2 separate regions of the Mus musculus genome follow, and region 1 is linked to region 2. A link is a contact called in ENCODE POLR2A ChIA-PET data. All regions are on one chromosome and are shown on one strand. Each heading gives the region's core, a stretch centred on a gene start or an enhancer-like site at or near the end of the contact. The rest is flanking DNA. Distances are from core to core; before and after follow the strand shown. Region 1 holds the start of Smad5 (SMAD family member 5). Region 2 holds the start of Gm32759 (a long non-coding RNA gene).

Region 1 (5,916 bases), core at 1,885-4,384, 120 kb after region 2:
ATAGAGGCTGGGGGTTGTCTGCCAGGGTAAGAAGACAGAAAGCACTCAGAGTTTGAAACGGGAGCTTTATTCTACCGTAGGATCCTGTCTGCGGAACGCATATAAACTTAGGCATTTCTTCCTCTGGTGCCCACGTTCCATAACTGAGGATGGCGGGTGTCTCTGGGGGGCTATGAAGGTGTGGATGCCTGTGATAATGTCACTCCTTGATGCTTCTGTTGGGTGATGCCACCAAACCCTGGATTCTTCTAGCTCCACTGGATGTGTAGGTATATTAGGGAGGGTCTTCTGAGTTAAAGCAAAAATGTGGACTTAAAATATTTATTAATAATTTTCAACCAAAACCCACCTCGCCTCAATTATTTTATATTTAAAAATAAAACATAAGAGAAGATGATCTATGTGTTTTCCCAATTTTCCTGAAAATTGCTTACTTCTTGGGTCAGGAAAAATGTAAAGTGGGAGTGGGCCATGGATAAACCCTTTAGGCTAATTCTGTTTATCAAATGACTAACGTAATCAATATCGAAAGAGTTGGGGAGAAAAGGCCCAATTTCTTCTTAAAGGAAATGTAATCAAGTACAAAGGATTTGGAGGTTGAGGTTTCTTGCTCTTTCACGTCACCATGGGAGCTGTGTAGTTCTTAGCACAAGGAGGTCATTGTATACATTTAAGGCAGTTGTTCTCAGCCCGTGTGTCAGAATCCCATTGGGGGTTAAACAACCTTTTCACAGGGGATGCCTAAGACCAGCAGAAAACACAGACATTCATAGCAATAGCGAAATTCCAGTTATACAGTAGCGAGAAAAATAACTTTATGGTTGGGGGGTCACCACACATGAGGAACTATATTAAAGAGTCACAACATTAGGAAGGTTGAGAACCACTGATTGGGGTGTTTATATCATCTCTGGCATCTACCTGCTAGGTTCCCATGGCCATGCTGCCTGGGACAACAGAGAAAGTCTTCAAATTGCAAGGCAGGGGACTGTGTTTCCTGGCTGACAACTGCAGGGCTTAATGATCCAGAAATCTTGAAATTATGTATGTGTATATATAGATATATATACTTTATATCTATATTATTTATCATATTTCTCTATATAGTTATATATTTATATTATTTATATTACTTATGATATATATTTACAGATCTTGATTCCCACTGCATGCATCATGTATCATCTGGTCAGATCACACTGTGCCACATTTGTTCTTAGATTCAGTTGATTACCCTAAGCAAGACTTCTTTATGCCTCTGGCAAGCCTGACAGTAATCTTTGACAACTGTATACTGGGCCCTCTGAGTTCTACATCCTGTGAAGTTTAGGTTACTTCTCAATTCTCTGGAAGAGTCCTACTGGCTGCTAAAGCCCCCATGCTTCCTTTCTGTGTTATTATCTCTTGTAACTGAGGGCCTGGCCTGAATGTACAAAGCCACCCGAGAGCCTGGAGTCTCAAGTTAATTTGCCCAGTGTGCAGATACACAGTTGAGGAAGTGAAATACTTGCTTTTAGGATTATACCCACGGTTCGGGACAGGACCCCAGTACTCACGAAGTGTTCTTACAAATATGCACACAATTTGTGAAATGATTTTTAATAGTTTCTTGAAGTGAGGAACGGCGCTGATACACACAATATTAAGCAAAGTCGGCTGCAAACATCAGTTCCGAAAAAAGGGCATTCTTTCAGTAGGGTTATAGGTACGTCTGGGAGTTGTAAATCCATGCCAGGCTCCAGAAGCCATGCCTTCCAAGGGCCGGTAACAGCAAAGACTTAACAGCCAGGAATCAGTAAGCCAGGCAGTGTTGGCGCATACAGAGTCCTCCTGCGCAGAGTTTATGATGTAGTAAAGAAGTTTAAGATGGAGACCTGAGATTGCACACTGATGGCCTGTAGGCTATATTGGGACCATGGGCTTGTTTTGTTTGGCTTGTACCAGGGTGAGTCTTCTCAATGTCTAAAAAAGAGAAGGGGAGGGCAGGTCAGGGAGCCCAGGAAAGAGACAAAGAGGCAGCTGATCAGATAAATGTGTGATTTCCTTTTAGTATAGAAAAAGATGCATTTCCAACTTTCTTCGAAAAGCCAGAAGATCTGCCAATAATGGGCGGACACTGCCACATTTCTTCCTGCGGATGGTTGGCTGCAGTCACAGCTGCTGCCTTCCCTTGGTGCTCTCTCTCTAGTTCCCCAGCTCTGGCCGGATTCTCACCTATCACCCTTTGACATGGCTGCTTCCATAAACGCCTCCTCACGGCATTTATTTAATCTCTTCCAAATAGAAACAAGCCGTTGGAGTCTGGAGAAACATGGAAACCGCCGCATTTGTGTGTCAAGTGAGGTGACCCTGGTTCAGGCGGAGGAGGTGGTAATAAAAGTGAGGAGAAACTGTCAGAATTAGGGATCTACAGAATTGATATTGGAGGATGGGATTGACTGGGAAAGGTTAAAAATAGTTCCAATTTACTCAAAAAGAAAACCGGTGTGTGTGTGTGGGGGGGGGGGGGATCAGTTTTAAAGACCTTTAAAAATAAACACGAAACTATTTTAAAAAGCTTTCCCTTGCTGTCCAAGCTGACCGTTTGGAGGGGAAGAGAAGCCAGACAGCCGGATTAGTACAGAGCTACCCTGTAAGACAGCTCGAGCACCTCTAAGCCTCCACTTGCTGAAGCCTGAGAGCTCAAGGCGCTCCCGGCTTCCAGATGTGGGGCGGTGTCCCGTGAACAGCTGGGACTGTGTCCTGAGAAATGGCCACTCGTCCTCAGCTCCGGGTTCAGCACTATCTCCACCTGCAGAGGATTTTCCCCCTTTGGGAGCAATATTAAGGCTACATCTAGTAAGCTGTGTGGTATCTGATGCTCAGCCAGAGGTCTCTGTCTCTTAGGGTTTCTATTACAAATCAATGAAAACGGCGAAGTTGTAGCTGAAGATACTTTTTAACGCTTTAGATTGGCTAGAAAGGTCTCCAGCTCTCCAGAGCGAGGACGACCGTTTCGCTATAAGGCGGGTGAGCTTGGCTAACCCAAGTGCCACTTCCAGGCTCGCTGCGGACAGCAGAAGCCAGGCCTCGGCCACTCCCGACGCGCATGCGCCGGCCGCCGCGGCCCTCCGCCGCCGCCCCCCCTCCCCCTCATCATCCGGGTCCCCGGCGAGCGGGCGCCGAGCGCTTGTCCCGGGGCCGAGCTGCTAATAAAGTTGCGGCGCGTGCACAGCGCGGCGACGGCGTGAGGAGAGCGCGCCTGGGCGGCGGGGAGGTGAGTGAGGGGCCCCAGGGCGGGCGCTCGGGGCCCGGCGGAGGGACAAGCGCCGGCGGCAGCGGCCCGCGTGAGGCTGGAGGCCTAGAGGCTCCCCACGCGGGACCTGACGGCACGGGACGGGGCTCCGCGCAGCGCGGGAGGCCCCGGTGCTAAGGAGGCCCCGCGCGGCCGACGAGGCCGGCGCGGACGAGGCCGCTGCCACCTCGGCGCGCCACCGACGCCCGGGCCCGCGCGCGGAGCCGCGCAGGCGGCCTAGGCCGAGCGCGCGCCCCGCCGCTTTGTGTCTGGGAGATAAGGATCCGCGCTTATCGGTGGGAATTACACTCCGGCCAGCCGGCTGGCGGCGACCCGCCCCTGCGCCCGCCCGCCCGCCCGCCCGCCCGCTCGCCCGCCCGTCACTCTCCGGACGTCGCAGAGGCTCCCTCGCTGCGCTAAACTTTGTGTGAGGAAGCGAAGCAGCTTTTGTCTCTGCCCCGGTCCCGGTGGTTCCCTTGGGCATGCGTGCCCAAGTTCAGACTCCATCCCCTCCCCCTGCCCTTTCTCCTCTGCGCTTCTGGCTGCGCCGAGCCGGGAACCCTAAGCTCTGGGAACTTCCCCGGTGGCGGCCGTCTTAGGGTCAGAGCATGCTCAGTGGCCCGGACTTTTCGGTTGCAGAAGGAGCTGGCGGGGATGGTCGAGGTATTTGGAGGTGTGCCAGCGATCCGAAGCGTGTCTCTGTGTGTGTGTGTGTGTGTGTGTGTGTGTGTGTCCGGTTTGTGATGGCCCCGGCGAAAGGAGTCCCGGCCAACCTGGAAGGCAGGAACGGCCGAACACTGTAGGCTAGATCTTTATCTTGATCGTAAAAGACAGTGTTTCCTGAGCAGCTGGAGGGGGGTGGGGGGTGGGTATTTCTGGCTGCTGCTGCGTTTAGATGGGTGTGGTGCTAAGTATATCTTGTTTATCTTTCTGTGGAAAAAGTTTTGAAGTCTGGTGGAGTTGATCACATCATGCCTGTTGCCTAGCACTATCAAGTGTATGCCTACCTAGCAACGGACACTGGGCGATCAATGGAATTTGTTGGTTGCTTTGACAGAGGCTAAGCGAAAGGGTACATGTGATTTCTTTTCTTTCTGACAGGGTTTTGCTAGGCAGACCTTGAACTCTGGCCAATCCTCCTGCCTCAGCTTCCAAGTGCTGGGATTACAGGGGTGAGCCATCACCAACTCTGGCTGTGTGTTTCTTTTTTAAACAAAGAGTGCTTGGATTTTCTTAGTGTATGGGAGTTACCGTTAAAGTTGAAAACCCAGTAGGTTTAGAAACGCTTAGAGTAGTAGTTGAGGGTTTCTGCTAGATGCCAGCCCATAATGCCTGTTGTATGGAAACAGTTCCTCCATGGAGCAGGACGGTTTCACACTCAACTGCTCTATCAGAGCTTATGATCCAGATGAGGTTAGTAGCAGTAGTAACAAATCACATTATTCCTTTTACCCTTTTTGGTAACATTTTCCCCCTCTAAAATGAACCCCAGAAATTATAAAATTCCAAAACAACTTAGAAGAATTGGTCTATCAAAATCTAACCTATATAAGGTTTGTACATATTAAGCTTAGAGGAAAAATAGTTTTGTAGCCATGCATGGTGGCCCACACCTCTAATACCAGGCAGGTAGACAGGTGTGAGGTCCAGGCCATCTGGGGGACTGCATAGTGAGGCGAGTATGATTGCTAGGTGGTGACCTCCTTGGCACTCTCCTTCTTTAGTGTTTCCCCACTCAGTCCTTTAGATAACTGTTGTTACCACTTCAACTTCTGCAGTGTCTTTGTCACAAATGCCGTTCATCATTTTGTCACTTCCTGTAGGTGAATCTTTTCAACTGACTTTTCCTTCCTTCCTTCCTTCCTTCCTTCCTTCCTTCCTTCCTTCCTTCCTTCCTTCCTTCCCAGACAGGTGTTCTGGTGACCCAGACTGGGCCCAGACTTGCTATGTAGTCCAGAATGCCCTTGAACTCGTACCTCTGCCTCCAGATGCTAAGATTACAAGCCTGTGCCATCACATCTGGTTATTTATTTTGGTTGGGTTGCTCTATCAGCTTCTGGAACCTGTGCACCCTACTGTACCAAACACTCAGATTGAGTTTTCCTTGTGTCCATATAGGATATGGCATAGTTAAAAGAAGGAAGAGAGCAATGAGCCTGGGGAAAGTAAAATGTGTGGTGTGTTCTGGGCCGTCTGGCTGGGGCTGCTTAGCTGGTTCTTTGTGGTGGGGGCGCCATAGCATTGGGTAGATGATGTGTGTGTTGCCTTTCTTCGCCCTCTGGCAAAGGTAGCCATTGATTGCAGTGAGAAACAGTGGCAGTCTGTGGCTAATGAGGTTTGAATCAGATTGTTGTGTGCTGCTAGTTATGTAACATGGTGAGAGTATCATTAAAAGTTGCAGGCTGTAGCAAGGTAGAGAGTGAATTCTGCTGACCCTCCTCCTTGGGCTTTAATTTCTGGGTGAACCCGAGGCACTTTAGGCTACAGCTGTAATTATACCTGGGCAGCCTGTTTCCTGTTTGCAGGATGGACTCAAACATCATGATTTCATGGGATGATATCCTGCCCTCTGTGTTAAAGGCAGCATGTTTCCCCTACTGAAAACAGATTGTAGCTCAGTTGAACAAATTTCTTTTCAATGT
Region 2 (6,578 bases), core at 1,401-3,900:
TGAGGAGCGGGTGTGGCGGCAGTCCCAAAGGCGCCAGGGACTGCAGCTAAGTCGTATGACTTGCACCTGACTTCCTCATATAAGCCACAAACATCTTGAGAATTGCGCAGGTGTACCAGGATACCGGTAAATCCATTTTGATGGAGATATGCCCCTGCTGCCCTGATTAGCTGAAGCTGCGTACCTGGTGAGGTGGCGTGGCCTACTGTGCGTGGATGGGAACTGAGAGTATATAAGAGTGAGAGGCCCGGGTTAGAGGGAAGATTATTATTCAAGAGAGGATTATTATTATTGGGAGATATAAACAAGGGAGATATAAACAAGGGAGATATAGAGAAAGAAGAAACAGGACTGAATAAATGTGTGCAAAAGGATCCTGTTGCAGCATCGTTCTTCCTGGCCAGTTGGGCACGCGCAAGACATGAATGTGTGGATGTGTGTCTGCATGCATGTGTGTGTGTATGCCTGTGTGTGTGTCCATGCTTGTGTGTGTATAGATGTGTGTCTACATGTGTGCAAGTATGTATCTGTGTGTGTGTGTCTGTGTCTGTGTCTGTGTGTATGTGTTAGCTCATTTCCTTGTCTCTGCCATTACAGCTTGCTTGGTGTGAGAGGCTAGCTGCTCCATCACCCTAGACCACTGAGTAAGGGTAAGACAGACGTAGAGCAAAGCTCTACCCAACCCACCATAGACTGGGACATGAATCAGAAGTCGCCTGTGTTTTTTAGAACCCCTGAGATCTGGAGCTGCTACTGTAGCCTGGCATAAATGATACAAAGAGGGACCTCATCACTGAGCCGTACTGCCACCTTCTCTTTTTCCCTCAGAATGCTCATCCTCACCAGGATAGTAAGAGCCAGCCTTCATGAGACGTGAGTGTGCTGTTGCATAACAATATATTTATTATCCTTCAAGTGGGGCTGCCTACTGGCTGCCTGTGAGAAGATGCTCTCTCCCACCCTTGGACTCCAGCCCTCCTCACAAAGAAACTATTTTTGTTGAAGAACACAAAGTGTAATTAGCACATTCGGAGGAAGCTGCCAGGCGGGCACATCTTCACTGACTTGGACAGGCCTTGATGTTCATGTTTCAAAGCCTCCTTCCTACGCACCTGTAGTGTTCCCTCTTGTCTTCTGCATCCACACTCTATCAGTTGTAAGTAGCTTTGTGATTCTTGTTTTCCAAAATTCCCATGGCGTGATGTCTTTCCCTTTCCGATTCCACATCTCAAAAGCCAGTTAGCCTTTCTCCTTCCAAAACTCCAAAACTCTCCATCTCTGTGTCAATGTTTTCTCAATTTGCAGCCACAGTTTGGCTTCCCTCCCCTTATAGGGGGCCCCTTCTCTGGGTCACTTTCCCCTCTTTGTCTCATTTTAGGGTTCTGGGGTGGTAACTCCTCCCCTGGGGTCACATACAAGTCTCTGTTTGAACTAGGATACTATTCACTACTGCTGCACAGGGCCTTGTGGGGGAGAATGGGCAGGGTATGTGTGTGTGTGTGTGTGTGTGTGTGTGCATTTGGCTTGTCACAATCACCATACACAATGGTCCACACTGATCTGGAGACAACACAAGTCACAATCTAGAGAGATAGTAGCTACAGGTGGGATCCAGAGATGGCACCCTAGGGAGAGACTGCCCTCAGGCAGAGCCTGATTGGGGTTATGGGAAAATATGGAAATGAGGTTATGCCCATTGGGGTTACGGGAAATATACACATGAGCATGCCATGATGCCAAATGCTGTTAGTGTGAAGAAAGATAAAAGACACAGGGAGCTGACATTCTAATCCGAGCTGGCCTTCAAGGAGCATGGCACATGCACCAAGCAGTGTGAGTCTGCTCTGGTGAATCAGCCCCTGCTGCTGTTTGCTGCCTACAGGGTGATACTAGTCTCCTACCCAGCATACTATGTGATGAGGAAGCAGAGGCTCAGAGAGCTTAGGTAGTCAGCCTGGGGTAGCACAGCAATTAAGAAAAGAGCCTGGACAGGACCCAGGCAGCTTCAGTGCCTCTCCTTATACCCAATATATGACGTCATGCCTTGTTCTGGCCAAATGGCTGTCCCTGGCTTGTGCCAGCGCTTGAAATGATTCCCTGTGAGGGGGCCACCAGACCCAGATTCCTTCTACCCCACCTATCCGGGACTTGCTTCCCACTGTGTTTGACTACAGGGTTTCTTCTCACAATGAGAACTGCAAGACCCCACTTGAACTCTTTTGCTGCTGGCCCTGAGAGCCTGGGGAAGAGCCCACAGATCCCAGCAGGGGCTTGCTGGAACCAGGGGGGAGGGAAGGGGAGGGGAGGGGAGGGAAGGGGAGGGGAGGGGAGGGGAGGGGAGGGGAGCCAGAGTTTATAGCCCAGGCTGCAGGCATCCTGCCTGGTTGGATGGTCTTGCCTTCCTGAGTAGGGGGTGGGAACTGAATTATGATTGCATCAACTCCCTTGGCGCTCTGGAAACTATAGCTTCCCTCAGCCCTTCCTCCCTTCCTCTGTGGCTCTTCTCTGTCTGTAAAATAAAAAGCAGATCCCTGGCTGACCCTGGAGGCTGCGAGCAAGCAGGGAGGACACTGGAGGTGTGCGGAGCAAGAGTGGTCCCGGCCATCTGTTTCTCATTGACTTCAATGGGGTGTGTTGCTCAGACAATGGAGTAGTGTGCTGACTGCTCAGGCACAGCCCAGCCCCGTGACCCTGCAGCCTGCTGGCAGCAGGCAGGGAGAGGCCCTCCTCCACTGCGCAGCTGGCCAGGGGCTGGGGAGCTGCTTCCTAGAGTGTGGGGGTGGTTCCCCCTCACCATCATCAGTTCTTCTTCCTAGAAAGATGGGCTTCAGCTGTTTTCCTGAGACTCCTGGTAACCTCCCTAAGTGTAATTTATGGACAGTGAAAAAAAAACCAGGAGTGACGAGACCCTCCCTTGCCCCTCCCCCACTCCCTGCCCCCACCCCCCAGCCCTACCCTACCATGCCCCCATTCCCTGCCCCACCCCCACAACCCTTCCCCCACGCCCCCACTCCCTGCCCCCCTACCCCCTCCACATCCCTCCCCCATCCCCCACCCTCTCTACAACCCTCCCCCCACCCCACCCCAGAGTTTTAGTGTGAGCTCTGCCAGTCTTTTATAGCCTTCCTTTGAAAACATAATAATGAGCTGATGCACAATTCTGAGTCAGGGAGTCCACTCAGTGGGGCTTGCAGATGACCTCAGGCTGAGTGTTCAGTATGACAAAGTAAATGCTTTTGTTTGAAGCCTTTTCATACATTAAGATGTCTCTGTTGGGAGAGCCAGAGGGACCAGGACAGGGGCAGCTGAGTGATTCCAGGTCAACAGCTAGCTCCTGCTCTGTCCACGGTACAAACTGTGAGGGGATCACTGTATGTTCCTGCCCTGGTTTGACAGCCCAGTCACCAGTCCACTGCCACGCTCAGAGCTGCACGGGCCCTGTGCCTAGTCTTACTTGAAGCTATTTAGCAAATCACCTGATTTCTGATTGTTCCCAATTTTGCCATGAGAATCCTGAGATTCATTCAGTGCAGACATCCTGAAGTCCACCTTCCATGATGTGCTGATAGTGGAATTTCTGAGCGGTGGGCATGTGCACTAGAAAGAGTAGCACACTGCCTTCTAGAATGACTGCCCTCCGTGCACCACTGGGCACTGGAACCCTTTGGCCACCTTTGAGTGCTTCAAGAGAGAATTTGTTCATACACTCATTGTCAATTTTCTTATCCTTCTTTAAATTCGAGGTTCTAGCTAGGTGACTCTTCCATAATTCATATAAAACTGGTTTCTAATAAGGCCATTGCTCCCATGCTCCTATTTTGCAACAGTGCATCTCAGTTTGCAGTTTGTCCTTTGTCTTTGTTTGGTTTTTGTATTTTGTGAGATTCGGTCAGTAGGAAGCAGGCACAGTGGTGTGAACCTCTGGAGGCAGAGACGGAAAGAATGTTTGAACCTAGAATGTGAACCGAGGAAAGATGTGCAGATCTCACTCATCTCAACTCACAGCCCTTAGCTGGCCCCTCGCCCTTTTCATTATACTTTCTTCTCTCACGCTCTCATTTTCGTGACTTTCTTTCCATCTCCATCTTGATATTAAGCAAACATTAGTATAGAGTGTAGATGTTACACTCAAAGACAAAACCATTATCTAAGTATAACTCAAATATTATTTATGTTCAGTTTTGGTCTAAGTTTTCAAACTTAAAGAAAACCCTAACTACTACTTATGCAATTAATGGAAAGCACAGGCATAAAGACAGAAGTGTCTAATTCTCCTCACAGTTATCAGAGTTCCCATCTTACAACTTTAAGCATTTTCAGCAGAAGCAGAAACTGGCCCAGTACCTGATGTGTGAAGTCAAGGTATAAGCTACACGCTATAACAGACCGTAGAATCATGGCCACACCTTATCCTGCCGGCCTCGGCCCCATAATCCCTGATGCCTTCTCTGTTCTGCCTCACAGGAAGGACGAGAACCTGAGAGGTAAGTAAAATCGGGACTAGATTCTGCCTTGTGGGACCTTTAGGCACGACATGATGTTATCTGTGTTTATACTGATGGACATCCACAAAGCAGAAAGGAGTGTGCACCCATGAGTAGCCTTTGAGCTGCTGGGAATACAGGGGCTGCAGGACTGTCCAGCCCTGCCTTTCCTGGGTCCTCTCTTCCCTCCTTCTGATCTTGTTCAGAAACACACACACATGTACACACTCATGTGCACACGCATGTACATGCACAAATGCACACAACACATACATATATACCCACATACACACCACACACACATGCACACCACACAGATATACACATATACCACACACATGCATACCCACATATATATGTGTGTATACACAGACCACACATACATACCTCCACACACACCACACCTCCACACACAGACACACACGCACATACCCACATGCACATCACACACACATAGACACACACACACAAACATACACACACATGTACACAGGCTTATTAAATTCAACCAGCAAACCAGCAACTAGAAGTCAGAAAAACTGTTCCTTTTAGACTATGTAGGCCACAGCATCTGTGGTCACAGAGCAAGGACAGGAGCAAGGGAGAAATCAGGGGCGAACAGGAAGTAGCAGGATAAAGAAAAACAAAGAACATTGCAGGTCTCCTACCCAGAGGGAGTGCTTGTGTGCAGTTCCTCGAGGACATTTTGGCCTGCCTCTCTTGCTTGCGACTGGATCACACCACTGTTGCTTTTTAAAGCACAGTTAACCAGGATGTACTTGGAAGTCCCAAACAAAAGCCCTTCTAAAGGGCTAAAGATGCAGCTTCACGAGGGGGGGGGGGTGCTTGTCTAACTGCATGAGGCCCTGGGTTCCATCCCAGCCTCCAGTATAAGCAAGCAGAAAGCCCTGGAAAGACCAGCATAATGGCAGATAATAATTGTACCCAAAATTGGTTACTTGAGTTTCTTGAAAGTCAGATGATCTTGGTTTTTACATTATATTCCCGGCTCTTCTTTGGCAGTTAAAATTAGGACTGTGGTGCTTGTTTCATTTCCTTGAGACAAACTCTCAGTATGTAGCCTTGGCTGTCCTGGACCCTGCTGGGTCCATCAGATTGGCCTCCAACTCATAGAGGTTCACCTAATTCTGCCTTCCAAATATGGGTAAAAGGTGTGTACAACCCTCAATCACTTTTTTAAATTGCCATAACCTGGAATATAAAGATCAGGAAAAGCAAGCGAGCGCTGATGTAGTGCTATGATGCATTTGCATCAATTCCCCTTCCTTCTTGCCAGGTAGATGAGATGGAGCTCAGAATCCTGCTGAGTGTAATAATCTCATATTCAGTAACTCGCACACATGGAGAGCTATCACCACCTGTTTAAGTTTGTCAGTCATTGGGAAGGGATCAACACGTCACAATAGTTTAGGCAGCACTGGTCATAGCTGGTGATCACCTTCAACTGTGGAGAGAAAGATCTGCTACAAGAGATGCATTTCTTGGTTTTGTCTAAATATTTAGGCTACAGAACAACTGAGAGAAACGGCAAGCAGACAGTTGTGGAATTTTCTGATGCAATCTAACTGGATGTCTGAATTGGGACCTATGTGCCTTTTTGGAAGATCTTCAGGTCGATGACACTCATTATCATATTCTTAAGGCTGGTTACCTCGGTAACCAGGGGAAGCCTGCTTTGAGTCCTTACATGTCTGAAGGCTGTAGACTGATCTACACTCAACCTCCTTTCTTCAGAACCCAACAATGTGCATGTCGGAAGTGATGGCTCATGCCGGAAGTGATGGCTCATGCCGGAAATGATGGCTCATGCCCGTCATCTCAGCCAATGAGAGGCTAAGGTAAGAGAGCTGCCATGCTTTTGAGACCTGCCCATCTTCTCTATAAAGCACCGAGGGGCAAGTCCAAAGCCAACCAAGTGGGTGTTGTTGTTGTTGCTGTTGATGTTGTTGGATTAGTTCTCCTCCACAGTGGCATTGGTAACTTGGCCTTGCAGTATTTTTTCAGATGTGTTTCAATGAGAGCTCCTGGGCTTCAGGTCCCCAGGGCCATTGTTTAGAAATTCACTCAATGACT

Evidence for each region. ChIA-PET counts read pairs that join two places held with the same protein, here RNA polymerase II (POLR2A).
Region 1: POLR2A ChIA-PET joins it to region 2 with 21 read pairs in Patski. The contact joins the promoter of Smad5 here to the enhancer-like site in region 2. POLR2A ChIA-PET finds 5 or more read pairs at or near these places in 2 of 5 experiments (Patski and embryonic stem cell).

Annotation. Positions count from the first base shown.
Region 1 is chr13:56,699,876-56,705,791 of GRCm38, forward strand. Smad5 (SMAD family member 5) reads left to right here and starts at 3,135. Exons shown (of 7, transcript NM_008541.3): 1 at 3,135-3,256.
Region 2 is chr13:56,579,642-56,586,219 of GRCm38, forward strand. Gm32759 (a long non-coding RNA gene) reads left to right here and starts at 6,049. Exons shown (of 3, transcript XR_382491.2): 1 at 6,049-6,343. Within about 2 kb of position 2,651, at least 2 of the 3 ENCODE cell types and tissues checked have a DNase peak (open chromatin) inside an H3K27ac peak, as active enhancers do.